Regions from separate parts of the Homo sapiens genome. Here regions 2, 3, 4, 5, 6 and 7 are each linked to region 1. Evidence: chromatin contacts called from ENCODE Hi-C or POLR2A ChIA-PET data. All regions are on one chromosome and are shown on one strand. The core of a region is the stretch at or near the end of the contact, and the rest is flanking DNA. Distances in the headings are between cores, read along the strand shown. Region 1 holds the start of SH2B3 (SH2B adaptor protein 3). Region 2 holds the start of RAD9B (RAD9 checkpoint clamp component B). Region 3 holds the start of PPTC7 (protein phosphatase targeting COQ7). Region 4 overlaps HVCN1 (hydrogen voltage gated channel 1). Region 5 holds the start of TRAFD1 (TRAF-type zinc finger domain containing 1). Region 6 holds the start of NAA25 (N-alpha-acetyltransferase 25, NatB auxiliary subunit). Region 7 holds the start of PPP1CC (protein phosphatase 1 catalytic subunit gamma).

What was found. A loop is a pair of places that touch in the nucleus more often than their neighbours do. ChIA-PET counts read pairs that join two places held with the same protein, here RNA polymerase II (POLR2A). Pooled maps may share reads with other maps.
Region 2: a loop to region 1 is called in a pooled map, with 21 times the contacts of the local background. The contact joins the promoter of RAD9B here to the promoter of SH2B3 in region 1. A Hi-C loop is called at or near these places in 9 of 50 pooled maps. POLR2A ChIA-PET finds 5 or more read pairs at or near these places in 2 of 52 experiments (HepG2 and activated T-cell).
Region 3: a map of naive thymus-derived CD4-positive, alpha-beta T cell shows a loop between it and region 1 (14-fold over the local background). The contact joins the promoter of PPTC7 here to the promoter of SH2B3 in region 1. A Hi-C loop is called at or near these places in 1 of 168 maps with a recorded cell type or tissue (naive thymus-derived CD4-positive, alpha-beta T cell), 1 of 37 single-sample maps with no recorded cell type and 11 of 50 pooled maps.
Region 4: a pooled map shows a loop between it and region 1 (4-fold over the local background). The contact joins the enhancer-like site here to the promoter of SH2B3 in region 1. A Hi-C loop is called at or near these places in 16 of 37 single-sample maps with no recorded cell type and 5 of 50 pooled maps. POLR2A ChIA-PET finds 5 or more read pairs at or near these places in 1 of 52 experiments (activated B cell).
Region 5: a loop to region 1 is called in a map of aorta, with 13 times the contacts of the local background. The contact joins the promoter of TRAFD1 here to the promoter of SH2B3 in region 1. A Hi-C loop is called at or near these places in 1 of 168 maps with a recorded cell type or tissue (aorta), 7 of 37 single-sample maps with no recorded cell type and 14 of 50 pooled maps. POLR2A ChIA-PET finds 5 or more read pairs at or near these places in 1 of 52 experiments (GM12878).
Region 6: a loop to region 1 is called in a pooled map, with 5 times the contacts of the local background. The contact joins the promoter of NAA25 here to the promoter of SH2B3 in region 1. A Hi-C loop is called at or near these places in 1 of 37 single-sample maps with no recorded cell type and 6 of 50 pooled maps. POLR2A ChIA-PET finds 5 or more read pairs at or near these places in 2 of 52 experiments (naive thymus-derived CD4-positive, alpha-beta T cell and naive thymus-derived CD8-positive, alpha-beta T cell).
Region 7: a map of naive thymus-derived CD4-positive, alpha-beta T cell shows a loop between it and region 1 (4-fold over the local background). The contact joins the promoter of PPP1CC here to the promoter of SH2B3 in region 1. A Hi-C loop is called at or near these places in 1 of 168 maps with a recorded cell type or tissue (naive thymus-derived CD4-positive, alpha-beta T cell), 3 of 37 single-sample maps with no recorded cell type and 9 of 50 pooled maps. POLR2A ChIA-PET finds 5 or more read pairs at or near these places in 3 of 52 experiments (BJ, OCI-LY7 and WTC11).

What each region holds. Positions count from the first base shown.
Region 1 is chr12:111,403,980-111,407,882 of GRCh38, forward strand. SH2B3 (SH2B adaptor protein 3) reads left to right here and starts at 1,944. Exons shown (of 8, transcript NM_005475.3): 1 at 1,944-2,298. RefSeq lists silencers at 1,423-1,582, 1,703-2,282.
Region 2 is chr12:110,500,560-110,504,462 of GRCh38, forward strand. RAD9B (RAD9 checkpoint clamp component B) reads left to right here and starts at 1,772. Exons shown (of 11, transcript NM_001286535.2): 1 at 1,772-1,824; 2 at 3,247-3,317. The coding sequence starts at 1,779. It overlaps VPS29 (VPS29 retromer complex component), which reads right to left and starts at 1,552. Exons shown (of 4, transcript NM_016226.5): 1 at 1,490-1,552. The coding sequence starts at 1,492. RefSeq lists an enhancer at 1,381-1,520.
Region 3 is chr12:110,581,654-110,585,556 of GRCh38, forward strand. It overlaps PPTC7 (protein phosphatase targeting COQ7), which reads right to left and starts at 1,665. Exons shown (of 6, transcript NM_139283.2): 1 at 1,156-1,665. The coding sequence starts at 1,378. RefSeq lists silencers at 1,298-1,447, 1,488-1,817.
Region 4 is chr12:110,675,668-110,679,570 of GRCh38, forward strand. All of the region lies in intron 3 of HVCN1 (hydrogen voltage gated channel 1), which reads right to left. Among named protein-coding and RNA genes, the nearest start is that of HVCN1, 11 kb to the right of the region's middle. RefSeq lists enhancers at 1,656-1,795, 1,846-2,205. Within about 2 kb of position 1,809, at least 9 of the 41 ENCODE cell types and tissues checked have a DNase peak (open chromatin) inside an H3K27ac peak, as active enhancers do.
Region 5 is chr12:112,123,412-112,127,314 of GRCh38, forward strand. It overlaps TRAFD1 (TRAF-type zinc finger domain containing 1), which reads left to right and starts at 2,149. Exons shown (of 12, transcript NM_006700.3): 1 at 2,149-2,207. RefSeq lists enhancers at 1,874-2,168, 2,146-2,195, 2,606-2,675.
Region 6 is chr12:112,106,702-112,110,604 of GRCh38, forward strand. NAA25 (N-alpha-acetyltransferase 25, NatB auxiliary subunit) reads right to left here and starts at 2,082. Exons shown (of 24, transcript NM_024953.4): 1 at 2,015-2,082. The coding sequence starts at 2,072. RefSeq lists an enhancer at 1-251 and silencers at 1,852-1,931, 1,952-2,031.
Region 7 is chr12:110,741,080-110,744,982 of GRCh38, forward strand. It overlaps PPP1CC (protein phosphatase 1 catalytic subunit gamma), which reads right to left and starts at 1,812. Exons shown (of 7, transcript NM_002710.4): 1 at 1,574-1,812. The coding sequence starts at 1,628. RefSeq lists enhancers at 1,537-2,045, 2,807-3,391 and silencers at 1,683-1,742, 1,903-2,042.

The DNA.
Region 1 (3,903 bases), core at 694-3,193:
CACCCGGCCTCGTTTAGACTTCATTGACATTCCCCCACCCCACCCCTCTTCCCACATCCTCAGATGCCGTGTGAACAGCTTGAATCCCACACTCCACAGGTCCTTCTCCTCACAACCCTCCATGGCACCCTACTGCCTTCAAAATAATTCCCAAAGTCCCCACCAAGACCTTCAAGACACCATGTGATGGGCCCACCTTTGAAACATCATCTCTTACCAGTATAGGTGTCACCACTGCCTTTATGACTTTATTCCAAAGCACCACATGTATTCCCACCTCAGCACCTTTGCACATGCTGTTCCTTTGGCCTGGAATGCTCTTCCCTCAGACGTTATAGCACCTGGATCCTTCTTGTCATGGAGGGTTCTAAGCTCACATGTTAGTTCCGCAGAGGTGTCCTTCCTGAGCCCTGGATCTAAGACATCCCCTTCCAGCTCTCCATCCCGTAACTGTTTTGTCATTGTCATAGCTGATCCCACTTGCTTATTCGTGCCTTATGTCCCCCCACTAGAATATCAGCTCCACGCAGGCAGGGATATCTGTGTTGTTCACTGCTGTGTTCCCAGCGCCTAGAACAGTGCCTGGAAATGTGCGGAAAGCAGATTTTTGTGGCCTTTTTCTTCAAGGTCATTGGACACCAGGAATCCTGTAGCAGACCGCTCCCTTCCCCCATCTACTCGGAGTCTGGAAATCCCCACCTTCTGGGGAACCCCTTCCTGTAGTTCTAAGGTCAGGACTGGGGCCGATTTGTTTAACACAGAGAGCTTCCTGGAGCCAAGCCTCGAGCTAACTGCTTTAATGCATTAACTCACTTAATTCTCACTGCCAGGAGAGTGGGTACACATTATTTCCATTTCATAGGCAAGGAAGTGGAGAGGTACGGAGAAGTCAAGTCATTTGCCCGGGTAGGAAGAGGGGGAGGCAGTGGAATGGAGACACTTGCTGCCTGGGAAGACTCGAGGTGGCCCCTCCAAGCTGGGGGCGTGGGCGACTTGTTTCCTGTTGGGGGAGGGGGAGAAGAGTACATTCCTCCCTCCCCGCCCTCCCACATGTTGGGGGAGAGGCTGGCTGAGAGCATGTCCCACTCCGGACTAGGGGGAACCCCACTGTCCGTCTCAGCTCCCCATGAGGCCGTGGAGAAAATGTAAGTAGCCCGGGGGCGGGCAGGGGGGTGGGCGCAGAGGCCACGGAAGCCAGCGGTCGGAGAGGGCTTCCTGGAGAAAGATGCACCCCTCCTAGAATTGGGGGACAGGACGGGCGGCCGGAGCGAGGCTGGGCTATACGGGCACCGGCTGTAGCAAAGGCAAAGCTGAGGGCTGGGGCCAGAACCCAAATCGGGGGCCTGGGGCCGTGGCGGGTCGGGTCAGCATGATCGCAGATAGTCAGGGTCGGGCAGGGCTGGGCTCCCTCCCTGGGGCGATGATGAAAGCCGTGGTCGCTATTGCACCGCCCAGCCCTGCGGGCACTGATAAGGCCCTGCAGGAGGGAGTCAGCAAGGGCGCGCCCCCTGGAGGCCAGGCCCCTCGACCCTGCCCGCCCTAGGCCCCGCCCCTTCATCTGGCCCCGCCTCCAGGCGCTGAGGCACCTGGTGACCTGCCGGCGTTGAGTGGGTGGGGCTAAAGTCGCCCCGCCCCTCCGATCCTCACTTCTATCTTCAGACTGTGGGACGCGAAATCGGGTGGGCACGTGGTGGGCGTGGCTTCGCAAGGCCTCGCCTTTTTCCGGACCCGCGCCAGGAGAGCCCTCCGACCCTGGCAGCCGCGGACTAGCGGGATTGGTAGGCGGGGCCAGTCCGGGCTCCGCCCTCATGGCCCGCCCCTCCAGCCGAATCTCCGACTCGCGCGCGGCCTGAGGCGTGGCTCCTGGTGGCCCCGCCCCTGCCCCGCCCCTGTCGCGGCCGGCCTCCCCCGCCGGGCTCCGCTCGCACGGCCGGTTCCTCTTTACATAACGGCGCGGGGCGGCATGGGCCCGGGCCACCGCCTCCGCCCGGCTGCCCGCCCGGACTGTCGCGGCCCGCGGTGGCGACGGCGGCCGCTGCAAAGTTTCCCCGGCGGCGGCGGCCCGGGGGCGCATCCTCCCGCAACTGTCAAGCGCTGGCGGCGGAAATGATGAGGCGCTGGCCATTTTCCGAGCCCGGGTTTCCTGCCTGAGCCCCGCTCGAGCGAGCCGCGAGCGAGGAGCCGGCGGGCGGGAGAGGACGCGCCCAGGGCGGGGGCCCGCCCGCCCCCTCGGGATTTCGAGGGCCCGGGGGCGCGCGACGCCATGGGCCGGCCGGGCCCAGAGCTCCTGTCTCTCAGGTGAGCCCGCGTTTGCCCGCGCTCCCCTCCTCCGGGGCCGGGAGGGCTTTTGTGGGGAAAGAGGAGGCCCCGTGTCCAGTTCTGCCCGGGCTCTGCGCGTCACCCCCAGCCCAAAATACTGCCCTGCAGCCAACTCGGATGGAGGCGTTCCGGGGTGACGGCTCCCAGCGCCTACGACCCCCCACTCAGCCACTACCCCCACCCACACACGTGTTAGGGAGAGCGTTGGGGTAACTGAGGCCGTGGGATGGGGGAGAGGGCATCGCTGACGCCCCCAGCCCACCCTACGGTAGCCTCGCCGGTTGGGGGCGGCCCTCCCCTCAACTTGTGCCTGGGGAGGAGCGGTCAGGGGTCACCCATTGCTACCCTGAAAGTGAAAGTAGTCAAACTGAGGCTGTGAGCACAGATGAGCCCTTGGGTGTGGGGGCAGCGGGGGAGGATGCGCCGGCCCCTCCCCACTCCCCATTCCGGGCCATGTGGCTAAGAGGGTAGCGCCCTGATTCAGGAAGCCCCTCTCCCCAGTTCCTGCACTGCCGAGGTCGACCGGGCCAGGCCCCCGCATGCTGCTGAATTGGGCGGTTCACCAGGGCTAGGCGTCCCAGAGACAGGTTTCTGGTATTGATCCTCTCACACCTCTTGCCTGGGGTTCCCTGGGAATCCCCCGACCAAAAAACGTCTGGAGTGGGTGTTGGTCTTCTAGATCCGCACGGTAGGGATGGTATTTCAGAGGTCTCTGATGCCTGGTGCAGAAATCCCCTTCCCTCCCTTCCCTCCCTCCGGCCAGGGGAGCTTTGTTTTGAGGGAGGGGGACTGCATTTGAGGAACTGGAGAGGAGGGTCTGCCTGCCTGTCCCGCTTCTTTTTTTCTTTAGTTTCCTCATTCTCCTGTTTCTCTTCCCCATTCCCAGCCACAATGATGTAGGTGAGGAGGTCACTGCCTGCAGCTGGGGGCCTCCAGGGAGGGGCACGGCCAGGCTGGGCTGAGTGGGAGGAAGTGAAATCTGGTGGGGGGTTCAGAGCAGAGGCCCCGGCAAGGCAATGTCGGCAAGGCCAGCTTTGGTGGCAGGAGGGACCGAGATCTGACCCGCAGCCCCTCGCCGGGGAGATGACAGTTCCCTAACACCGGCTAGCAGCCAGGCCTCAGGGCCCCTGCCAGGGCAGTGGGCCTGTGGGTCTCCAGGGATGCAGGCGCAGGTTGTGTCTGGGTTTCCCATCACTGACCTGGCTGCCTGAGTGGAAACAGCTCTGGAGGCTCCTCGGGACCTGCCCTCGTGGAGGGAGAGCCGTCAGAGGCCACCTGGGCAGGCTGGGCTCGGAGGATGAGAGCCAGGGCCTACTGGGGGAAGTTGGAAGGGTTTTTAGTGCACTTTTCCTGAGCCTTTTCCCACTACCCCCTCTGGGAGGGAAAATCCTTCTGAGCCAAAGGGTGAGCATTCCTAGAACTTTTGTGAGTCCCTGTGGGCCACAGAGCGGCCAGCTGGGAAGGGGCTGGCTCAGAGCATCAGCAGCTGGGGGCTCAGGGTCTGCAGGGGCTCAGCAGGAAGTGGAGGAGGATAGTGAGGAGGGTCCTGGAGACTGTGCTTTGCTACTCCTATTGCCTTCGTTC
Region 2 (3,903 bases), core at 522-3,021, 900 kb before region 1:
TCTGTAAGTCCCCCTCTTGAAAAGGCTGTTTGTCATGCAATAGTAATAATCTTAAAAATGCATAGCTTCTTTGGTTTCCTTGTAAAAATAAAAAAGAATGCAATAAATGCCTGTCAGAGGTAGACGTCCCTTTACAGCCAACCTCCATCAACACAAATATGAAGATAATCACAGCTCCATTTCAAACAATTGATTTTTTTTTTTTTTTTGAGCAGCAGCAAGATTTATTGTGAAGAGCGAAAGAACAAAGCTTACACAGGGTGGAAGGGGACCCGAGTGGGTTGCCCCAAACAATTGACTTTTTAAGAGTCAAAGGCACCTTTGAAAATATGATTACAGGCCGGGCGCGGTGGCTCACGCCTGTAACCCCAGCACTTTGGGAGGCCGAGGCGGGTGGATCATCTGAGGTCGGGAGGTAGAGACCAGCCTGACCAACATGGTGAAACCCCGTCTCTACTAAAAATACAAAAATTTAGACGGGCTTGGTGGCGGGCGCCTGTAATCCCAGCTACTCGGGAGGCTGAGGCAGGAGCTGAGGCTTGAACCCGGGCGGCATTGCAGTGAGCCGAGATCGCGGCATTGCACTCCAGCCTGGGCGACAGAGCGAGACTCCATCTCAAAAAGAAAGAAAGAAAATATGATTACAGCTCTGAGTCCTCTCTAGTAGAGGCCCCCAGTTTTTATGTAGGAAGGTCTGAGGGGCACCAAACTACTGGGGGTGAAGGGGTGATTGCTTGAAGGTGGCTGGGGGAGACTAGGTAAGTCTCCAACACCGGCACTCTCCCCAGAAAAATGTGTATATTCACAAAAATTTCCCAACAGTTTCAATGAGTTCACACATCATTAAGGAATCCTACCCTAAAGAGGCGTAGCAACCCGTGGAAAGAAACAGTTCCAGCAATTGCAAGCGCCAAATCCCGCCCTCTGAGAGCACACCTGCTCATCTCAATGGCAGCTAGATGTTATTTCAGGAGCGAGGAGGGTGGTTTATTCCCTTTCCCTAGATGGCAAAGTTAAACGGGTACGAAATTCTGCTCGCTACTTCCTGTTCTGCATTCGAGAGGCCAGCTTCCACCACTACACCCCAACCAGCGGGAGGTGCTTTTTGCGGGAAACGAGTAGGAACCGTCTGGAAACGGAGGACCGTGCCCCTATCCCCGGAACATTCGAGGTATAGGACCAAAGGCCTTCCCTGGCTCGGGCGTGCGTGTCTCGTGACAGGTCGGGCTGCTAGAGGGGCCTTTTTACCCCTTGGATGGCCTCTGGCCCCTTGGGGCCGGGATACGAGACCTAGGCCAGCCGCACCCAGAGGTGGCCGCTCCCTTCCTTCCCTAGACCTCTTCTGGGCCTTTCCCAGGCCAGCGCCTGGGCCCTGACGCCGAGGCCTCCGGGATTTCCCAATTCCTCGCCCTCGGCCTCCCCACGGCTCCCAACAACGCAGCACCCCACCCGAGAGCCAGGCCTTGGTCGCCGCAACTGCAGCCCTCACCATCCTGTCACCGGGCTCCGCTCAGTCACCACCACCGTCGCCGCCCTCTTCCTCAGGCTCCTCGGCGACCCGCCCACTTAACCGCAACCAATGAGAGCAGAGGGAGACAGAAATTGCCGTACGGAGGCCCGCACGGACCCTTCTCCGCCGTAAAGCCGTTTGGGAACTTGTGGAGGCGGGGTGGTAGAGTGCAGAGACGAGATCGCGAAGCTTTGAAAAGCGCGGGCAACATCCGGGCACCTGGGCCGTCGAGCTGAGGCGCGCCTTCCGAGCCTGCTTTTTAGGGCGGATGGCAGCCATGCTGAAGTGCGTGATGAGCGGCAGTCAGGTGAAAGGTGGAGCGGCCTTTGTTGTCTTCCCATTTAGCAGAGAGAAAAGCAGACGTTAATAGGTCGTCCCTACCATTGTCTAATTTTTCCTCTTTGCCTTTTTGCGCAATGACTGAGGACGCACGCCCTGGCCACAGCCCCACCCACTCAAGTCCCTGTTAACTTCTGAGGGGAGGATGAGGACCCATCTCGTGTGACTTAGAGGCAGATGTAATATGGGTGGTATCCGGGAAATAGAGTTGTACCATCGGGCCACAAACTCGGGATGCTGAGGACTGCATGGGGAAGAGTTGAGAGAAAAAAATAATGCTTGGACAGTAAAAGTATTTTTGTGCCAAGAGAACAGCATTAACCTGGTTTTTTTTTTCCCCAGATTCTACCATTTTTAAAAATGTATGAACTTGGAAAAGTCACTAAATCTCTTTGGGGCTCAGTTTCTAAAACGGAAACAGGGGTAATGACAGCACCTTCGTCACAGAGTTTGTTTGGAGGCAATGAAATGGAAATGCGTGTAAAGAGCCCAGTAATAGATGGAATGTACAAGAACTATTAGTGTTGTAAACGGCGCTTTCAAAATGGAAGTTAGGCCGGGTGCAGTGGCTCACGCCTGTAATCCTAGCACTTTGGGAGGCCAAGGCGGGTGGATCACCTTAGGTCGGGAGTTCGAGACCACCCTGACCAACATGATGAAACCCCGTCTCTACTAAACATACAAAAATTAGCCGGGCTTAGTGGTGGGCGCCTGTAATCCCAAGCTACTTGGAAGGCTGAGGCGAGAGGATCGATTGAGCCCGGGAGGTTGAGGCTGCAGTGAGTTGAGCTCGTGCCACTGCACTCCAGCCTGAGTGTCAGAGTGAGACTCTGTCTCAAAAAAAATAAAAAATAAAAAGAACATTAACAATGTCGTACGGGATCAGACTAGTGTGTTTTCCAGCCCTAAATGTGTTCTGTGGTGGGGAAATCTGGCTGCCCTCAAACATCAGAGATGTATGTTGGATACCCCTAATTTCTCTCTCATGACTTGTTGTGACTTGGCTATCAAGCTATTAAAACCACTTCAGATTATCTTCTCCATGCACTGTTTTCACAGTTTTTGGGGGGTCAAATACATTTATCTAAATCAAGTTGTAAAATACATTAGTATGGAAATTGGTTTGCACAGTAGCTCCATGCAACACTGTAAACATATAGAAGGACAAATTTCGGTCAATTTTATCATTTCACACACTACAAATTTATTGAGCCCTGACTATGTGTCTGGCATTTTGCCAAGGGTATTATACTGTATTAAAGTAATGTAGCATTAGTCTGTAAGATACTGTTATTTTTGAATTTCTCTTGAGTCCTCTGAATGCTGAACTAGTCTTGTGATTTGTTTTTATTGTTAGAGGGAAAGAATATAAGCATCACCTTTCTTTTTCTCCATAGTATTTGGGAAAGCAGTTCAAGCTCTATCACGAATTAGTGACGAGTTCTGGCTAGACCCATCTAAAAAAGGTGTAAGTAAGAAAGTTAACAGATCACGTATCAAGGCAAGAGGAGATGTTTAAAGATCCCAGTCCAGATTGAATGTTAACTAGGAAATCCAGAAATTGTAATTATCCCTTTCACTGTTTATCTTTATTTTACATATCTGAATACACTTAGAGCATGGTAAAGTTGAAAATATGCAGATAAGCTTGATTGATTTAAACTGGAAGTCACAAACTGGTAGTTAAGAGACTAGCTACGGTCTGCAGGAATGTTTGTTGGCCTGCACTGTTTTTTTTTTTTTTTAATTTGAAATAATTTCCAACATTTAAAAATTGAGGCCGGGCGCGATGGCTCACGCCTGTAATCCCAGCACTTTGGGAGGCCGAGGTGGGTGGATCACCTGAGGTCAGGAGTTCGAGACTAGCCTGGTCCACATGGTGAAACTCCTTCTCTACTAAAAATATAAAAATTAGCCTGGCATGGTGGTGGGCACCTGTAATCCCAGCTACTCGGGAGGCTGAGGTGGGAGAATTGCTTGAATCCAGCAGATGGAGGTTGCAGTGAGTGAGCCGACATGGTGCCACTGCACTCCAGCCTGGGCAACAGAGTGAG
Region 3 (3,903 bases), core at 415-2,914, 820 kb before region 1:
CCAGTCCCATGTTCACAAACACTACATGTAGTAGAACCAAAGATACTAGGCAATTATTCTGAGATCAGATTAAAAAATAATTACTGTCATAAAAAAGTTACAGAATCATTTGTTCCAATGCCAAACTCTGCCTCAGCATATGAAATTTAAAGTAACCAAAAACTTAGTCTCACCTGGGAAGGGAAATCAAAGTGACATTTGAACCCAAGTTCAATGACAACACGTCCTTCAATTTCAAAGCGAGCGCATTGCTTTATTCATTCAAAGAGTTTTAACGGCACAATATCCCATAGCATACACAAAATCTCCTAAGGCGTACATTATGGTAAAGTTTCTGACTGCTTGTGAACTATATTTAGCCCTTTCTGCCAGCTCTCTCCGTAGTCTCCCACCCCCAAAAGGTATAACTGGAATAGGCCTCAGGGAGCACCTGTGGCCTGAAAAGGCTGTGACCAATCCTCAGAGCTTTACCGGCTGCAATCTACAAGTAGGCTCGACCATTCTATTTTGGATCAAGGAGACTCTGCCAACCCCCAAGTGACCGCAAGTGGACAAGATCAATTTGGGAGAAAACGCTGTGAGGGTTTTTTCGCCAAGCCAGCAGCCCCCACCGCCACACTCCGAAAAGGGTGAAGATTTGGTTACCATCCAGGCGGCGAAAGAATACGGCCGGGCTGTCTGGGGGCTCACGACTGCCTGTCGGCCGGCGATCCCGCAGCCTGGGCCGGGCTGTGGTGTCGGGAGCACGCGAAGAGGCAGGGATCCCCGGGGCATGCGGAGAGGGAACCAGAACGAGGTTAGGAGCCTGCAGGTGTCGCCCAGGGAGGGGACGAGGTCGCCCAGGGCTGGCACGGCCGAGTGAGACCGAGAGTGTGGCTCTGGACTCGGACAGACCGGTCACACTCTCGGGTTGTGACCTTGAGCACACGACTTGACCGCTGTGCGCCTTAGTTTCCTCCTCTCTAAAATGGGGGTCGTTCAAGCGGAAAACGCGCCTCGGAGCGCTTGGCACGGCGCCTGGCGCATAGTAAGCGCTCCCTCCATGTGAGCGCTCTGGCTCCTTTCGCCGCCGGGAGGAACTGGGGAAGCCCCGCGCGGGGAGTCCCCGGGAGGCGGATCCGAGGCTGGGGCAAGGGAACCGGGTCGGGGACTCACCGAGCACGTCCGCGGAACGGTGCCGGGCCACGAAGCACGCGTCGTCCCCGTAGCACGCGCCCTTCTTGAGGAGGCCCTTACGGAAGTCCTTCCCGAAGCCGCAGCCGGCCGTCACCAGTCCGTAGTCGCCGCCGCCGCCGCCGCCGGCCCTGGGGTCGGTCTGCGAGAGGCCGCCGAGCACGGCGCGGGCCACCAGCCGCCCGTACGAGAGGACCGAGAACATCGCCGCCGCCGCCCCCCCGAGGAGGCGGGGGGCCGGGGGAGCAGGAGGACGCGGAGGCCCGGAGCCGGCTCTCTCCTCAGCCGCAGTCGCGCCGCCGCTGGGGCGCTCCTCAGGGCGGCGCGCAGTGGCCGCCGCCGCCCCTGCCCGACGCGCGGGGCCTCGCACGCGCTCAGCCGCGCGCACCGGAGCCAGAGCGAGGTCAGAAGCGGCGGCTCCTCCGCCTCAGCCCAACTGAAGTCCCGGCTGCAGCGGCCGCCGCCGCCGCCGCCATCTTCCGCTCCACTAGCGTGTTCCGGGCGGTGCCGGCAGCACCGCCCCCTCCCTGGCCCTGCCCCTAGCCCCGCCCCGATTCACCGCTCAGGCCCAAGCCCAGCCCCTTGGGCTCGCTGCCTTATGCAGTCACCAAGGTTGAACATGCGCAGAGGGTGCGGACGCAGTGTCTCTTGGGAATTATAGTCCCGGAGTCGTAGTCACTTTTGACTTGGCTGCCAAAGATTTAGGACCTAGGGGGATTCCTCAGACGCGGGACCTATGTTAAGTTAGTAGGAATTGCAGGTGGGCCACGTGAGGGTTTTCTACCCTGTTTTAACCGTATCTTTTAAAGCCTGTTTTAAATAAATAACGCCACCATTCCTTTAAACAAAAACCTGCAAGAAACCAGAATGGAGTCACATAATGAGAAACAGAGGTACACAGATCTAGTGACACCTCCCCAAGTAATATACTGGAAGGATTTAGGGCGGCAAACTGTTTGGAAAGAAGAGACTTTTTGTAGTCTTTTAGGAAAAATTGAGAAAATGTTATGTGTCCCTATCAGAGTGGGAGGGGACACAGATGGTGTCATGTCCCTTTTGCTAACTGGCCTCTAGCCATGCTCACAGCTGTCTCAAGACCTTTGCCCTTGCTTTCGCTTCTACCCTTTGGAATGTAATTCGTTTACCTGAGGGTCCTGTGTTTTCTGTTGCTGTATCCCCAGAACACGTGAGCACCCAGTAAATATGTGAATGAATGAAAGAATGAATGAATATTTCACTAGATTCTAAGTTTCCCAAGGACAAGGATCATTTGCTGCTCAATTATTAGAATCTAAAGCAATGCCTGGCACACAGTAGGAGAGTGTGTAAATGTCTGTGGAATAAAAGAAGGAATAATGGGCTGGGCGTGGTGGCTCACACCTGTAATCCCAGCACTTTGGAAGGCCGAGGTGGGCAGATCACTTGAGGTCAGGAGTTCAACACCAGCCTGGCCAACATGGTCTCTACTGAAAATACAAAAAAAAATTAGCTGGGCTTGGTGACAAACGATTGTAATGCCAGCTACTCAGGAGGCTGAGACAGGAGAATCGCTTGAACCTGGGAGGCAGAGGTTGCAGTGAGCCGAGACAGCGCCACTGCATTCCAGCCTGGGAGACAGAGCTGGACTCCATCTCAAAAAAAAAAAAAGGAAGGAGTAATGGAATAAGAACACAAATGATAAAAGAAAGTCATGTTTGTTGAATACAGGAATGATTGAGTGAATGGGGTTCACAAACAACAGAAAATGAGCTTTGGGGCAAGTAATTCAATTTAGAGTAATTTTTAGTTTGATTGAAACATATATTTCTCAGAAACAGCAGTCTTTTTCTAGTTCACTTTTAACAAGACCATTGTTACTTTGGGGATTCCCACCTCGTTTTTAAATGGTCCTTTTTTATGCTTTCTTAATATATTTAAAATGCTGCCAACTATCAACTCAACACATATTATTCCGTTATCCTAATTACTGTCATCATTAAACACTTTTGCAGTTCACAGTGTGCCAAGTACTGTCTATATATATGTTTCTGTCTTTAAGAGCTTTCATCAAAATTGGACGGAAGAAATGACTTCACGTAGTGGCATTTTGTCAAATATACAGAACCCAGAAAATGTTCATTTACTGGATAAATGGTATAGTAATGACAATAATGCATTCACACCTTCCTTTTTTTTAATGGCACAAGAATTGGAGAGTGCCCAGAAGAGGGGGTAGTGCCTCTCGGAATCCTCTACTTGGCATTTATATTGCTGCCAGCTGTGCTAAAGGTAGCTCTTTCAAGTACACATACCACTACCAGATCCCAGTCAGTCTGGCAGGTAATTCTACCCCAAGGACAAACTTTTTAAAATAGCATGTCAACCCTATTTCTTGCCTCGTCAAACTCCTTCAGACTGCTCCTACTTTTCCTTTTCAGGGCATATATTACCTAATTTCCATGTCAGTCACAAGAACTGGTTTGATGGGATGAGTAGGAACCTAAAATGTGACTCTAAAGCCAGTAACTTCTGCTCCGATGGGGCTGCTGTTTTCATGATTAAGTGATACCAGTGCCTTGAGTTTCCGGCAAATGAATTTCCTGCAAGTGAGTTTCCTGCAAATGAGTTGCCCACAGAAGCACGTGGCGAACAGAATCCTTCTCAAAGCTCCTTTGCAAGTTTTAAAGGAACAGGAGATAGGGCCTCGGGTTCTCTTGAATCATTTATTCCAGAGCCAGCTCTGAAGTTTCA
Region 4 (3,903 bases), core at 559-3,058, 730 kb before region 1:
GGCTGAGGTGGGTGGATTGCTTGAGCCCAGGAGTTCAAGACCAGCCTGGCCAACATGGTGAAACTCTATCTCTACTAAAAATACAAAAATTAGCTGGGGGTGGTGGTGGTGCATGCCTATAATCCCAGCTACTTGGGAGGCTGAGGCATGAGAATCACTTGAACCTAGGAGGCAGAGGTTGCAGTGAGCCGAGATAATGCCATTGCACTCCAGCCAGGACAACAGAACAAGATTCTGTCTCAATAATAATAATAATAAAATAAATAAATAAGAGATGGGATCAAGGTTCTGAGATGCAGTCTTACCTCCCTTAGCAGAGGAGCAAACTGAAGACTGCAACATGGTAACCACCACCTGTCAGTGGACAGTCCACAGACTTGCAGCTGGGTGTGCTGCTTCCTGGTCCAGGGTCTTAACACCACCCAGGCAGGGCCAGAGCGGCTGTCCCCAGTCCTAGCTTCACTCATCCTCCCCTATAGCCCTGTCCAGCATTAAGCCTGGTGCATTTCAGCAACTAAATGACCCCTGATCTGCCACCTACTTCCCCCACCCTCTGCCACTGCCCTGGCCAACCCCCTGCCTCACTTGGAGGCTGTCGCAGCTCCTCTCTGCTCTCTCCTTCCCTGCTGCATTCTCCATCAGCTGCAGGAGAGCATCCCTCCAAGCATGACTACATCACTCCCTGTGCAGAAAAGGGCCAGCCCAGCGGTCCCGAGGCTGCCTTCCTCAGACAGGCCTGCCTGGCCTCCACTGGCATCTGGGAATTTGGACTTCTGGAAAATTCCCGCCATTCCCTGATAAGAGCAGCTCATTGTGCCTAGACTGCTTGTGGAAACAGCATGGTTTATGCTGAACTCCTACTTTCATTTGGAGAGTATGGAATTTTTCTAAGTGCCAGGCAGAGGGTACCTCTGTGCCCAGCTCCAATGAAAACTCTGGGCATTGGGTCTCTAAGGAACTGCTCTGCTTGCAAACACTTCACACATCTTGTCACAACTCCCTGCTGGAGGAAATAAGTGTGACCCCAAGGACCTCTGCCCCCAACCCAGGAGAGGGCTCTGGAAGCTTGTGCCAGGTTTTTTCTGAACTTCACCCCACGTGCCTTTTCCCTTTACTGATTTTAATTTCAATCCTTTTGTGGCAATTAATCTGAGCCAGGAGCACATCTGCATGCGAGTCCCACAGGTCCTCCTAGTGAGTCACTGACACTGGGCATAGGGTCTCGGGAACCCTGACACACTCCCTTATTTAAAACTTTTGGCTGGGTGCAGTCACTCACACCTGTAATCCCAGCACTTTGGGAGGCTGAGGGGGATCACTGAGTTCAGGAGTTCAAGACCAGCCTGGGCAACAGAGTGAGACTCCGTCTCTACAAAAAAATCTAAAAATTAACCAGGTGTAGTGGTGCTCGCCTCTAGTCCCAGTTACTTGGGAGACTGAGAGAGGCGGATCGCTTGAGCCCAGAATGTTGAGGCTGCAGTAAGCTGTGATCGTGTCACTGCACTCCAGCCTGGGTGATACAGCAAGACCTTGTCTGTTAAAAAAAAAAAAGACATCAATGCCTCCCAGAAGCCCACTCCTGTTTTGCACGCTCTATCTAGCCTCTGTCTGCCCATCTTCTCACCTTCCCTCTCACCTCTGTCCCCACTCTGGCCACATTGAGCCTTTCATACTTGGCTGGTTTCTCCAACCACAGGACCTTTGCACACGTGACTTCTTTTGCGTAGAATGTGCAACCCCCTTTCACCCTGTCCTCTATCTTCTTCTTCATCTCAGCTCTCAGGAGCTGGCCAGGCCTTCCCCATCACACTCTCATGTGGCCCAGCTGTTCACAGCATGACCTCTGTGCCTGGCAGACCACAGGCTCCTGCTAAACATACCTCCTGGATGGTGGAAGGTGGAATGAAACCCCTGAGCAAATCTCTTCTCTGTGGGGAGGCAAGAGGACTCCAAGCAGCAGGCTCAGCTGCCCCCAGCACTTCTCCCTTCCTGCCCCAGGGGATCCGTGTTCTGAGGAAGGCCTATTTTTAAAATCAGGGAAGTCTTTAAATAAGTGTAGAAACTTTTCCTTCTCTAGGGTGGGGAGGAAGTCTGAGGTTCATGAAAACAACCACCGTGACAGCTGATCAGCTCTGGCAGGAGGAGCTGCTTACAGGCTGAGGGGCTTAACTGGCAGCCCAGGTTCCCCTAAAGCCATGCTCCCCAACTGTCTCCTTTTCTATAGGGTTAGGAACCCTCCTGCCTGATAGATGAGCCGGTCAGCCTGGTGAGATGATGGCAGGGCTGCATACAGACTATATGGGACATATTTACAGGAGTAGGAACTGTAATCATTCCAACTATCCCCAGAATACCTGCTATTTAATATTTTCTGAGCTCTGTGCAAAGACCTTCATTAACATACTGTAACAAGCCCATGAGGCGGGGACTGCAATGTCTCTGTTTATGGATGAGGAAACTGAGAACAGAGAGGCCAGTGACTTGCCCCAGGTCACACAGCCAGCGAGAAGCAAGGCTAGGATTCCAACCCAGGCTGCCAAGCCCAGCTCCCCCTCCTCCTGCGGGACCCCTCATGAACACTGCCCAGCCCTGCACCCTCCTCACAGCTGGGGAAGCCCCATGCTGGGAAGGGAGTTTGGAGCGGTGTTTCTCAATAAGAAATCACATTTCATACCCTGCATCTCAGTACACACTGACTTGTGTACACACATTCCATAACTAGCACTGAAGTTACTATGTGAGGCGCTCTTATTTTCCATTTCATTCTATTTCTTTTTTTTTTTTTTTTTTTTTTTTTTTTTGAGACAGGGTCTCACTCTGCCACCTAGGCTGGAGGGCAGTGGCATGATTAGGACTCACTGCAGCCTCAACGTCCTGGGCTCAAGAGATCCTCCCACCTCAGCCCAGGAAGTAGCTGAGACTACAGGTATGCACCACCACGCCTGGCTAATTTTTTGTATTTTTAATAGAGATGGGGTTTCTCCATGTTACTCAGGCTGGTCTCAAACTCCTGACCTCAAGTGATCCGCCTGCCTTGGCCTCCCAAAGTGCTGGGATTACAGGTGTGAGCCACTGCACCTAGCCCTATTTCATTTCTTAAAAGGTCGACTGTAGCCCACTCAATGGATTTCAGGACTCACCAATGCGTTGAGTTTAAAGACACAGTTTTGGGGGGACACGCTTTGCCTATTTCCCTGGGAATGACTGAGAGGGGAGTCTGGTCCAAGCCTGTGACTTCAGTCATGTCAACCAGGAGCAGGGGCTGTGCTATTTGTTTTACAAAAGTGTAGAAAGAAAAAAGAAAAAGTTACCCAGGTAGAAATGAAGAGCTGCCACCTGTGTGACTAGGTCACCTGAGCCAACATCTACTGATGCTTTGGCCATGGAAACCACAGGACACAGAGCTCAGCTATCCCTCTTTCCTCCTTCTGTAGAGGGAGGGGCTGCCTAGGCCAGGCTGCATGTTGGAATCACCTGGCAGCTTTAAGGCACCCCAAAACCTGAGTCCTGGGCTCAGAGCTTCCAATTCAACCCATCTGGGTGTGGTCTGGGTGCTGCGGTGGTGGATGTGCAGCCGAGGTGGGTAAGGAACCCCAGTTGCACCAAGGGCCTCTGCATGCCTCATGCGAAATAAGCCCAGGAGCTGCAGGGATTTCCACACACACCTGGCTCTTAAGTTCCCCAGAGGTGGCTGCTGAGTGCAGTCACCTGTGCCAAGGAACAAGGTCAGCTGAGGGCTGAAAAGCCAGTTCATCCTCATGACAGAGCCAGCAGCTCCCATGTCTTAAATGCAGGCTCGAGCCAGGCACCCGGCTAAGTGTTTTCCGCACGCAATCTTGTTTAACCCTCACCTCAACTCTGTGAGGTAGTGTGATCGTTCCCATTTTACAAAAGAGGAAAACT
Region 5 (3,903 bases), core at 899-3,398, 720 kb after region 1:
GCTCGCTGAAACCTCTGCCTCCCAGGCTCAAGCAATCTTCTCACCTTAGCCTCCCAAGTAGCTGGGACTACACGCATGAGCCACCACGCCTGGCTACATTTTTGTATTTTTTGTAGAGACAGGGTTTTGTTATGTTGCCCAGGCTGGTCTGGAACTCCTGAGCTCAGGCGATCCACCCACCTTGACCTGCCGAAGTGCTGGGATTGTGGGCGTGAGCCACCATGCCTGGCCAAAAACTAGAACCAGCTCTAATGTTTGTCAGTATAAATTGTGGCATATCCATGTGCTATGCTACTTGGCACTGAAAAGGAATAGACTTGATATTATCAACAGCATGGATAAACCTCAAAAACATTATGCTGAGTTAAAACACCTTATTCATAAAAGAACACACTATATGGTTATCTTTTTTCTTTATATATACTTAATACATTAATATACTTAATTCATATTAATACACATTTTTTCTGATTGCTTTTTAACTGTTAATGATTGTGCTTTCTTTTGAACTCCAGTAAGTTTTGTTATTAAAATGTAACATACAATGTAAAGTGCTTAAGATATAGGTGTGTAGCTTAATAACTATTTACTAATTAATCCATCTGTGTTAATCACTTTGCTGATCAAGATATAAACATTTCTAGAAAATCTTTCTCATATCTCCTTACAGGCTATATACCCTCTGAATGGAACCAGTTACTTACTTCTCTCACTTTAGGTTAATTTTCCCTGGTTTTAAACTTTATATGTTTGGAATCACACAAGTTATATTGCATATTTAAGCTAAATATTTTATCTTGTTATAAATATTGCTTTGAGACGGAGTTTTGATTTTGTTGCCCAGGCTGGAGTGCAGTGGCTCAATCTCGGCTCACTGCAACCTTCACCTCCTGGGTTCAAGCGATTCTCCTGTCTCAGCCTCCCAAGTAGCTGGGATCATAGGCGCCTGCCACCACGGCCAGCTAATTTTTGTATTTTTAGTAGAAACGGTGTTTCACCATGTTGGCCAGGCTGGTCTTGAACTCCTGACCTCAGGTGATCCACCAGCCTCTGCCTCCCAAAGTGTTGGCATTACAGGCGTGAGCCACCGCGCCCAGCCTGTTAGATGCTTTTCTTGCTTAGTACTATCTCATTAACATTTTGCAATTATATTATATTATATTATATTATATTATATTATATTATATTATATTATTTTTGAGACGGGGTCTTTCTCTGTCCCCCAGGCTGGAGTGCGGTAGCATGATCAGGGCTCACTCCAGCCCTGCCTCCTGGGCTCGAGGGATCCTTCCACCTCAGCCTCCCAAGGAGGTGGAACTACAGGTGCGTGCCACCACGCCTGGCTAATTTTTGTATTTTTTTTGTAGAGATATGGTTTCATTATATTGCCCAGGCTGGTCTCTAATTCCTGAGCTCAAGAGATCCACCCGCCTTGGCCTCCATATTTTGCAATTATAATCTGCAATGGAATCATAATTTTAAATTGCTGTATTGTTTGTAATATGTGCTTGGTTATACTTATATAATTATAAGTTGGTTTGTAATATGTGCTTGGTTATACTTATATAATTATTCTCTCCTTTATTATACATGAGGTAAGAGAAGCTCAGGGAATCCATTCAGGCAGCAAGTGGAGAAACTAGCTCTCAAACCTGCATCTCAGGCTCTCATTCTTCCACTGCAAAAAAGCAAAGTGCTCAAAAAATATGGTCACAGATCTGCAGAAGTCTTGCACAAGGGCATTATCATAGCAATAAGAATGACTAATAAGTATTAACGGCCCATGAGAAAAGAACAAATACCATTAATTATCTCAATATATTAAGCATATTAGTAATGTTTGTACAGAATTATTCATGCAAATATTATTAGCCTGTGTCGGGGACAGTTGCTAAACTCAGCAACAGGCTCACAGCTCAGCTTCGTGCCTCTGGTTCCAGATGTGCAGGGGCCAGGGCTTCCAGGGACACGCCCCCGTGGGCCTCCAGGGAGCCAATCGACGCGCAGAAGGCGGGGCCCTGGGAGCGACAACGGTGTTATCCAATGGGCCGACAGCTGGAGCCGCCCCTGGCCAATGGGCGCGCTCCTCCGCGATGGGCGGAAGTGGTGAGGCAGCTCTGAGGGCCGTTGTTCAGTGCGGGGTCTGACAGAGGAGGCTCCGTGTCTGCAGCTAGTGTGTCAACTCAGCGTTTCTCCTCTCGTCCCTGGTGAGGTGTAGCGGCGGCACGCGGCTGGAGATCCCCTGTGGCCTCCAGTTTAGGAAGGGTCCAGCATCCCAAGGGAGGGGTGTGTGGGCGAGGGGTCTCTGGGCCCGGGGTCGCGGCTGTGAGGAGAGGATGCCCGCGCGGCGGCATCTCAGGCACCTGGAGGAGGCCGCGCTTTCTCCTCAGGGAACCGGCGCCTTGGCAGCCCCCGGCGACGCCGCCCCCTTCGCGGCCTAGGTTGGTCTGGTGAGCCGGGAAGCGGGCGTCGTTCGCAGCGCCGCTGTGACCACCGCGTCCCGGGCGGAGCTGGGCTCAGTGCCGGCCTGGGCCTAGAGTCCGAGCCTCGAGCTGCCGGCGTGGGGGGTCGCGAGTGGCCTAATGCGGCCTCGAAGCCGAAGGACCCGAGTCCGAGCTCGCACTCCGACCCGCTGGTGCTGTGGAAAACTCAGGTGGCCTTCCGCTTTCGTAGCCTCTAAAGTGGGGACCAAGACTTTCACCTCTTAGGATTGTAGTCGGGATTAAAAGATTTTCCCGGTAAGCGTTTGGCAACTGCTATTATTTGAGAAGCCGCTTACTTCTTCACTCCCCATCACCGACCTTCCTGGGGACGGGGGCGATTGGAAACTGCCTTGGGGTATCTGGACCCGGCAGGGGAAGCTCCGCCGCCTCGGGCAGAGGGACGGTCCCCTCTGCGGACTAGAGAGATCTAGCTGACCCCCAACAGGCTCCTTATAAGCTTGAAGACTTTTCTGTGCCTCAACTCTTCCGTGCATTCGCCCGTTTCCTTGACCCTTTGAAGTATTGTCAGTCCTCTGCCTGAAGAATCTGAGGCCCAGAGAGGTTAAATCTGGCAGAACCAGCCAGACCTTGACCCCCAGAGGGGGACCCTGCAGGCTACCCCCAGTCTCCTTGCATCTAGAAAAGCAAGCACCTGCTACATCTGAGCTCTGGCCTTAGAGTTGGCCAGAGTGGGCTGGAATAGAGCACACCTGAAATCAGTCGGACAGCCTTCCTTAGTTGCCATTTCATATCAGAGTGAATATCTTTTTTTTTTTTTGAGATGGAGTCACCTTCTGTTGTTCAGGTTGGAGTGCAGTGGCGAGATCTCAGCTCACTGCAGCCTCCGCCTCCTGGGTTTAAGTGATTCTCTTGCCTCAGCCTCCTGAGTAGCTGGGATACAAGCGCCCGTCACCACGCCCAACTAATTTTTGTATTTTTAGTAGAGACTTGGTTTTGCCATGTTGGCCAGGCTGGTCTCGAACCCCAGACCTCCAGTGATCTGCCCACCTCGCCCTCCCAAAGTGCTGGGATTACAGGCGTGAGCTGCTGCGCCCAGCCCAGAATGGGTGTCTTGAATTATGTCATTCCCTAGTTTAAAGCCCTTCAGTGGTTTACCATTGAGCTTGGAATCGAATCCAATATTCTTTCTGTCTGATATGACAAGACCTTCTTGAGTCATTCCCCTTTTTTATTATGCTCTTCCAGATCTGCCTTTACTTTCTCTTTCATTGCTTTTAGGCCTTTTGCCCTTCCCACTGCCTGGATGGATTTCCCCGCATTCCCATCCTCTATCTTTGTCTTTTCGTGGTTGGCTCTTGTACTTCAGTTCTTAATTTAAATGTCGTCTCCCCAGAAAGTTCTTCCCTGACCACTCTTATCTACCTAAAGTAGATTTGCCTCTATTCCGCCCCCATTTATT
Region 6 (3,903 bases), core at 832-3,331, 700 kb after region 1:
ATCCCAGCACTCTGGGAGGCTGAGGCAGGACTGCTTGAGCTCAGGAGTTTTAGACTAGACTGGGCAACATGACGAAACCCATTCTCTACAATATATACAAAAATTAGCCGGCATGGTGGCGGGCACCTGTAATCCCAGCTACTCAGGAGACTGAGGCAGGAGAATCACTTGAACCCAGGAGGCGGAGGCTGGTTGCAGTGCACTGTGATTGTGCAACTGCACTCTAGCCTGGATGACAGAATGAGACTGTCTCCAAAAAAAAAAAAAAAAAAAAAAAAAAGGTGAGCCTGGAGCCAGGCATGGTGGCTCACACCTATAATCCCAGCACTTTGGGAGGCTGAGTAGGTCAAGAGTTCAAGTCCAGCCTGGCTAACATGGTAAACTCCTGTCTCTACTAAAAACATGGAAGTTCGCTGGGCCTGGTGGCGTGCAACTGTAATCTCAGCTACTCAGGAGGCTGAGGCAGGAGAATCGCTTGAACCTGGGAGGCAGAGGGTGCAGTGAACTGAGATTGTGCCACTGTACTCCAACCTGGACGACAGAGTGAGACTCATCTCAAAAGAAAAAAAAGGTGAGCCTGAAACAGTCCACAGGGGTTCAAATTCTAGCTCCAAGAAATACTAACTGAGTGGCCTTAGACAAATTACACAACAACAATAAAGCCTCAGTTTCCTCATCTGTTTTTTTTTTTGTTGTTGTTGTTGTTAAAGGGTTCAGGGGCAGGAAAAAACAGTAGCCACCTCTTGAGAATGGGTGAAGATTATATTAGATAACCCATATAAAAGGCCAAGGCCAGTGACTGTCATAATGAGTCATCTATAAACCTTAGCTATAGGATTGTTGCTAAAATCAAATGAGATGTGAGAGTAAAAAAAAAAATCACACAAATTATGAAATAAAAGCCGGACTAACTGTGGCCAGAAACAAAGTTAACCACCGCCCCCCGCTCCCAAAACGATTCCCACCTTGGAGAGAAGCCTCCAATTTAGTAACATCCACATGAGGTCTATAAATACGATGTCTACTTTTGTAAAAACCACTGACCTTGAAGCTTCCTCACCATTAAGTGAGATAGACCAAGACCATAAAACCATCTAAGAGGAAAGGAAATGCAAAAAGGACCAATCCAATTACACATTTCGGTTATTGGAAAAGGGTTTCTCCCAAACTCAAAATCTGTGATTTTTCACTACCAGGGTAAATGGATGAGATGACATCAAGGTCTTCAAGTCTGCGGGTTGAGGTAAGAGTTGTGGAGAGGGATCTGCTTAGCACAGGGAAGGAAAGCTGCAGAGAAAACCACAGAGAAGCTGCAGAAAGGAGAAGCCCTCCAGTAGCTCTGCATGCCCCTCTGACACGAGCTATCACAATCTCTTCACCGCTATTTTAGGCCCAAGACCCCCTCCCCCCGCCTCCCACGTGTGACCAGAGTAGCTGCTTCTCCACCCAACAGCTCTGGATTGGGAGCCTGGAATCTCGGGCCTGCTCCTGACTCGATCTGGGTGACCTTGCGTCAGCCCCTTCCCCACTCCGGACCTCAGTTTCTCCTATGCACCGAAGCCCACCTAGTCAGACAACCCTCTAGGCCCAATTCCCGTAAATAAAAAAAAATCTCTGGTAGGGAATCTTCCCTCAGGCAGGGCGTCCCACCCTCGTGCCGGAGCCGGCTTCCACCTTCGGGGAGATCTCCGGTCTCCCTAGGAGCGGCGGTAACGATGCAGCCTGCGGGTAGCGCAGGTGTCTGCAGAACCACGCGTCCCACGGGGCCTGCCAAGCAGGCCAGCTCTGCCGACCAGCTGCTGCCCAGACCGCGCCACTACCACCCCAAGGCTGAGGAAGGTTGGGCCGGCGCCTACGCGAGGCCCGCGGCTGCGGCCTAGTGGCCCGCGCGGCCCGCCCCCCTGCGCCTGCCCGGCCCGCGCGCCGGCCCTCAGCACCCCTCCTGGGCTTTCGCCCCAGCCTCGGCAGCCCTCGGCGCGTCGGGCTGGCGAGCGGGCTGGTCCAAGACACTCACCGTAAATGGGCCGGAGGCGCCTGTCGTTAGGGTCCTGCACATGGCCCCGCGTCGCCATGATGACAAGCGCAGAACCACAGTGCGCACGCGCGGGGCAGGACCCCGGGAAAGGGCTATTAAAGGGCCAGCGTCGATCTCGCTTGTCTATCACGATAGTCGCGGTGCTGCGACTGAACGCGCCTGCGCGGAAAGGGAAGCATCCACCCTTGCCGATTGCCACCTCTTTAAACGCTGTTCCTTCACTTAGCAGGTGGGATCAAGCTGGCAAGAGGAGGCAGCTGTTGCTGTTAAAGTCTTCCGAGTCACTGACTGGGAAGTTAGGAGAGGAGGGGAGAAAGCTCTCAAAGTTAGGGTTCGGCTGCTCCTGTTTATCCTATTTATTCTCCGTCCTGAAGAACCAGCTAGACTTGGCTGTGATTAATCGCAGAGGAACCAGAAACTCCCGGGGGAGAGAGACCCAGGGGAAAGTTGGGGAAGCGGGGCTGATCAACAGCAAAAATCTGCCAAAAAAGTTCGAGAGAGCCGGGCGCTGTGGCTCAGCCTGTAATCCCAGCACTTTGGGAGGCCGAGGCGGGCGGATCACAAGGTCAGGAGATCGAGACCATCCTGGCTAACACGGTGAAACCCCATCTCTACTAAAAATACAAAAAAAGTTAGCGGGGCGTAGTGGCGGGCGCCTGTAGTCCCAGCTACTCATGAGGCTGAGGCAGGAGAATGGCGTGAACCCAGGAGGCGGAGCTTGCAGTAAGCCGAGATCGCGCCACTGCACCCCAGCCTGGGCGACAGAGCGAGACTCCATCTCAAAAAAAAAAAAAAAAAAAGAAAAAAGTTCGAGAGCCCTCCACCACCTGTTCCTGGACCAAACTGAGCGTCAGGCTGCTGTTTCTCCTGGTTCAGTAAGGAGATGCAGATGAACTGGAGAGGAAGCGAGTTTTTATTTCTGCAACCAGTTACAGGGAGAAGGCCTGGAAATTATCACCAGACCAACTTAAAATTACAAAGCTTTCCAGAGCTTATATACCTTCTAAGCTATATGTCTACGTGTAAATGTGCATTCATCTAAAGACATAAGTGATTAACTCGCCGGGCGCGGTGGCTCATGCCTGTAATCCCAGCACTTTGGGAGGCCAAGGCGGGCGGATCACGAGGTCAGGAGATCGAGACCACGGTGAAACCCCATCTCTACTAAAAATACAAAAAATTAGCTGGGCGCAGTGACAGGCGCCTGTAGTCCCAGCTACTAGGGAGGCTGAGGCAGGAGAATGGCGTGAACCCGGAAGGCGGAGCTTGCAGTGAGCCGAGATCCCGGCACTGCACTCCAGCCTGGGCGAGGGAGGCTCCGTCTCAAAAAAAAAAAAATAATAATAATAATAATTGATTAACTCACTTTAGTCTATAACTAAGGTTTGAGTCCTGAAGACTTTCCTTTGAAGCCTCAGTAAATTTACTTAATCTAAATGGCAATAGGTGCTGGGGTGATTATCCTTATCTTGCCTCCTACTAAATCACGGAGGTTTGGGGAGTTACTTCAGACCCCCAATAAAATTTGTTTAATCCTAAATGGGTCCTGTTAGGAATTCTTTCGTTATTTTGTCATGCTTTAAGGCCAAGGAAAGGCCTAGGCAAAACTCTTGGTGGGCTTTTGTTACATTCCATCCTTTGTATAAGGGCACTGGCTTTTTTTTTTTAGCTTTTAATATGTAACTTAACCACTCAGTTAGTACTGAAACAGTTGTTATGGAGGCCTGTGTTAGTGAGACCTGGCCTGCCACACACCCTTCTCCCAGGACTCAGCCAACAAAGAAGCATCCTAGATGAATACTTACTCGGTATCTGCCTAGAGTATTTAAATGCAAGGTCTTTACATTTATTCTCTCATTTAATTTTCA
Region 7 (3,903 bases), core at 562-3,061, 660 kb before region 1:
ATACCTGGCATTAAAAGAATGACAAGGTTTTCACCTACAATACAAGGTTTTCACCTGCAATAACATTTCAAGAGCATTTCAGGGGTCCTTAATGACATTTAGTGTTTTTTTTGTTGTTTTTTTTTTAAAGACAGCATAAAAGGAAAGAATGCACAGATTAAGAAAAGGACGAGATATTTTCAGGAGCTTCATTTTAATAACTTACTTTAAAAGATCTGTAAATTCTAACACCAGAGCTGTCCAACTGTTCATGCCCTCGACTCCACCACTCACAGCATTTATAGTCCAACAATATTTTAGGACTGTATAAAGGCAAAAAGCAGTTGAAACTGCCAAGTTCCCATTATGAAGTGTCCAAGTTAGGGGATATGACTGAATTCTTACAAAGTCTTGGATAAGATGTTAGCATCCGTTGACATGCCCTTGAATCTGAAAGCAGCTCATTTCAGCTTCCGTCTTTAAAAGCTGAACCTCGCCCCTCTCCCACATCAACATGAATCAATTGCCAGGCACCTCACAAGTCTTAGATGAGCCGAAATTTAAAGCTTTCTATTAACCTTTACTTAACCACTGGCCACCTTCCTTCCTACATAAGGTGACAGTGTTGTCTGTAGAGGGTTCTAGCTCCCGGCTATGTGGATTTGAAATCCAACTGTCACTAACTGTGTGACCTTGGTTAAGTGACTTCATCTCAGTTTCTTCTGTAAAATAACAAAAACAAAAAAAATTGCAAATATCTTGCAATGGGTGGGAGAATTAAATGAAATCTGTCTTAAGTGCTCAAAGAATGCCTGACACACAGTAAGCGCTTTAGAAGCGTCAGTTATGATTACAGTAATAATTCATGGACGCAAAGTGCTTAAGACAGAGCCTGGCACATTGGAAAGATAATGATAGCGTCAGCCTCGTTGGCTTCCTCTTCAGATGCACGCTCAGGAAAAGAGCGCGGAGACCTCTCCAAGATTAGAACAACTTAAAAGGATTTGGAGGGCAGGCGAAGACAGGTTCTCACACCTCTTGAGACATGAACGCTTGTTACCAAGTAACAAGAAATGGGCCCCCCAAGACCCCAGAACCACGAAAAATAAAAATAAAAGCAAGCAGGAAAAGAGCCCCCAAACCCGGCGGAACTCATGCCCTCATCAAACTGCCTTCCGAGAGGACGAGCACCGAAAAGTCCATCTCGCACAGCACGGCACACGTCGTCCAGGAGGCTGGACTGGGATCCCCAACCATCGCTCCAAAGACCCGTCCAGTGCGCGGGGGCAAACGGGTAGGGGCGGGAAACGTGGGGGTGGGGAGCGGAGTTTTCAAATTCCACGGCCGGGAGGAAGCCTGCATCCTCGTGCAATGAATGAGCGGAGCCTGGAGGGTCCGCAGCTGGCGACAAGTTGGGAATCCCGGGCTGGCCTCCCTCCGGCTGCAGTCCCCGGCCCGTGGGCCAACTCGAGGAGCTCACTCCCCACGGTGCTGCAAGCCCAACCGGCCTCCCAACTCCCCTCCCTCGAGCCCCCGGGGCCGCCTGCCGCCCTCAGGCCCGCCTCCCCCTTCAGCCGCCCGCCGCCCCCCTTACCTTCCAGCAGCCGTTGGATAATGCTGTCGATGTTGAGTTTATCTAAATCCGCCATCGCCTTCCCACCGCCGACCCTCCCGCAGCGGCGCCGCCGCCGGCTCGCGCCCGGGACTCACACCTCCTTTCCCACGCCACGAGCAGAGGCGGTGGTGGCGGCGGTGGCAGCAGCCGCGGCGGGTCCCCCCCCTGCCACCCCGCTCCCTACTTCCTCCTTCTCTCCCCACTGGAACCACGAGAAGAACAAAATGGCCGCCGACTCCTTAGACAGCCTCGGGCGGCGCACGGATGCGCGCGGGGAGTGCAGCGGCCCGGCCGGGACTTCTTTATGGGCCATAGGGGGCGCGGGAGGGGGCGGGGCCCGGGCGCTGGAGGGGGCGGGGCCCGGGCGCTGGGCGGGGCGCAGATGGCTGAGCGCAACCGCGTCCCCGCATGGGATCCTTCCGCCAAACGGGCCGAGTAAATAGGCCCGCCCCCAATGCCGGGCCCGAGCGAGAGTTGCAAAGTTGCACGCGGGAGTTGGGGCTGGGGGAGGAAATGCAGCTGTGCACACCGCCGGTTGCGGCCATCGCCGGATCTTGTGCATTGAGTCTAGATGTTTGCAGACCTGGACAGGTGGGAGCTCACCGAGGGATTTCGGGGGTCCTGGAACTTACCCTTTAAGATAAATCTGGGGTGAGGATGGAAAAGAATAATAAAGAAAAGAAGGTTGACTTATTTTGGATTCAGATATACTGGAACTTGGGACAAGAGAAAGGTTTATTTGGTAACTAAAAAGAAAAAACCCTCTTTCAGATAAGTCAAAATGTAACAGTTAACTCATTGTGAGTGGTGGGTATATGGGTATTTGTATATATATTTTTTGTGCACTTCTGTAACTTTAGGGGTAAAAAATCCATACTCAAAGAAAATTTTATCATTTCTGTCCCTTGGATTTATCTTCCCTGAACTCGGAAAGTTATGTAATCATCGGGACGGTTATCCCGATTCTAGCCAGGGCAAAGTTGAACGAGCGCGTGCAGCAGTTAAAAGGGGAATTTGCAGATTTCACGCGTGCAGGCCGGGGGCGGGAAGAGAAGATGCAAGCTGCGCGGGCGGTCCTGGGTTCTGCAGACACCCGAAGAAACTTTGGCCCATTCCTCTCTGGCTTCCCAGCCTCCCCGAGGGCACTCCTATCCAAGGGGCCCCCAAACTGTGCCACCTCCAGGGGCTGCGCGTCGACTTTGGCTGGGTTTGGAAGTACAGCCCACACTCAGCAAACAGATCGGCTCTCTTTCCTGACCTTTCCATGTACGTTGCTTCCTGCAGCGCTTTACATTTTGCAAAGCCCCCTCTCTCCGAGAAATTCATTTTGTTTCCCAAGGCGTGCAGGATGCACGAATCCCCATCTCAGTATGCCACGAGGTAATTGCACCACCCAGGCATCCTCTTCCAAAGCAATGTCCTCAGGGTGCGGGCTCCATGTCCCCTTACTTGGGCCCCCTCGCTACTGGTGCAGGGCCCTTGAGTTTCAGAACTCAGCCTATCGATCCACTTTCCTCAGGCACTAACTCACTTTCCCCTGCTACAGCTCTGTCCACCAGAAGTCACATAAGTGCCATTTGTCAGGCCAAGGCAATGAGCCCAGTTGGTGACATTCGGAGTTGGTGCCCAGCGCTGCTGTGAACATCTGGCTATGGAGGTCAGGGGGGGCTCTTGCTGGAGTCCACAGGACTTTGGGCTACTCCAGGGCAGGGTGCATCATCGGAATGGCATTTAGGGTAGAAATATGAAAGACAGCAATTCATTCAGCAGACAAATATTTATGGAGTACCCACTCTGTGCCAGGCATTGTTCTAGACAGGGAAGCAGGGGTGATCAAGACAGACAAGGCTTTTTTCTATGGAGAGTCATTTAGTCAGTCAGATGGTAAGCAAAGATGCAAATAAAAATATCAGCTTCTGATAAGTGCAGTGGAGAAAAATAAACAAGAAAAAAAATGCTACTGTGTTCATTTCTTAGTATGTGCCAAAAAATGATCTCATTGAATCCCCAAGATAATCCTAGGAATTATGTCCTATTCCTATCATCCCCATTTACAGATGAAGAAAGTGAGGCACAGAGAGGCTAGGGTGGTTGCTGAAGGTCACACAGCCAGGAAGTTACAGAGTCAGGGCTGGAACTCAGGACAGCCTGAAACCACAGCCCTCGTTCATATTCAGTAAAACCCGGCAGTGAACCCCCAGCAGTGTTCACATCCCTGGCACATACTGGGCACATATCAATTTGGAACCCAGTGGAATGACTGAATTGTGTCTCTGCCCACAATACGAGTGCCATAATTTTCCTCATGC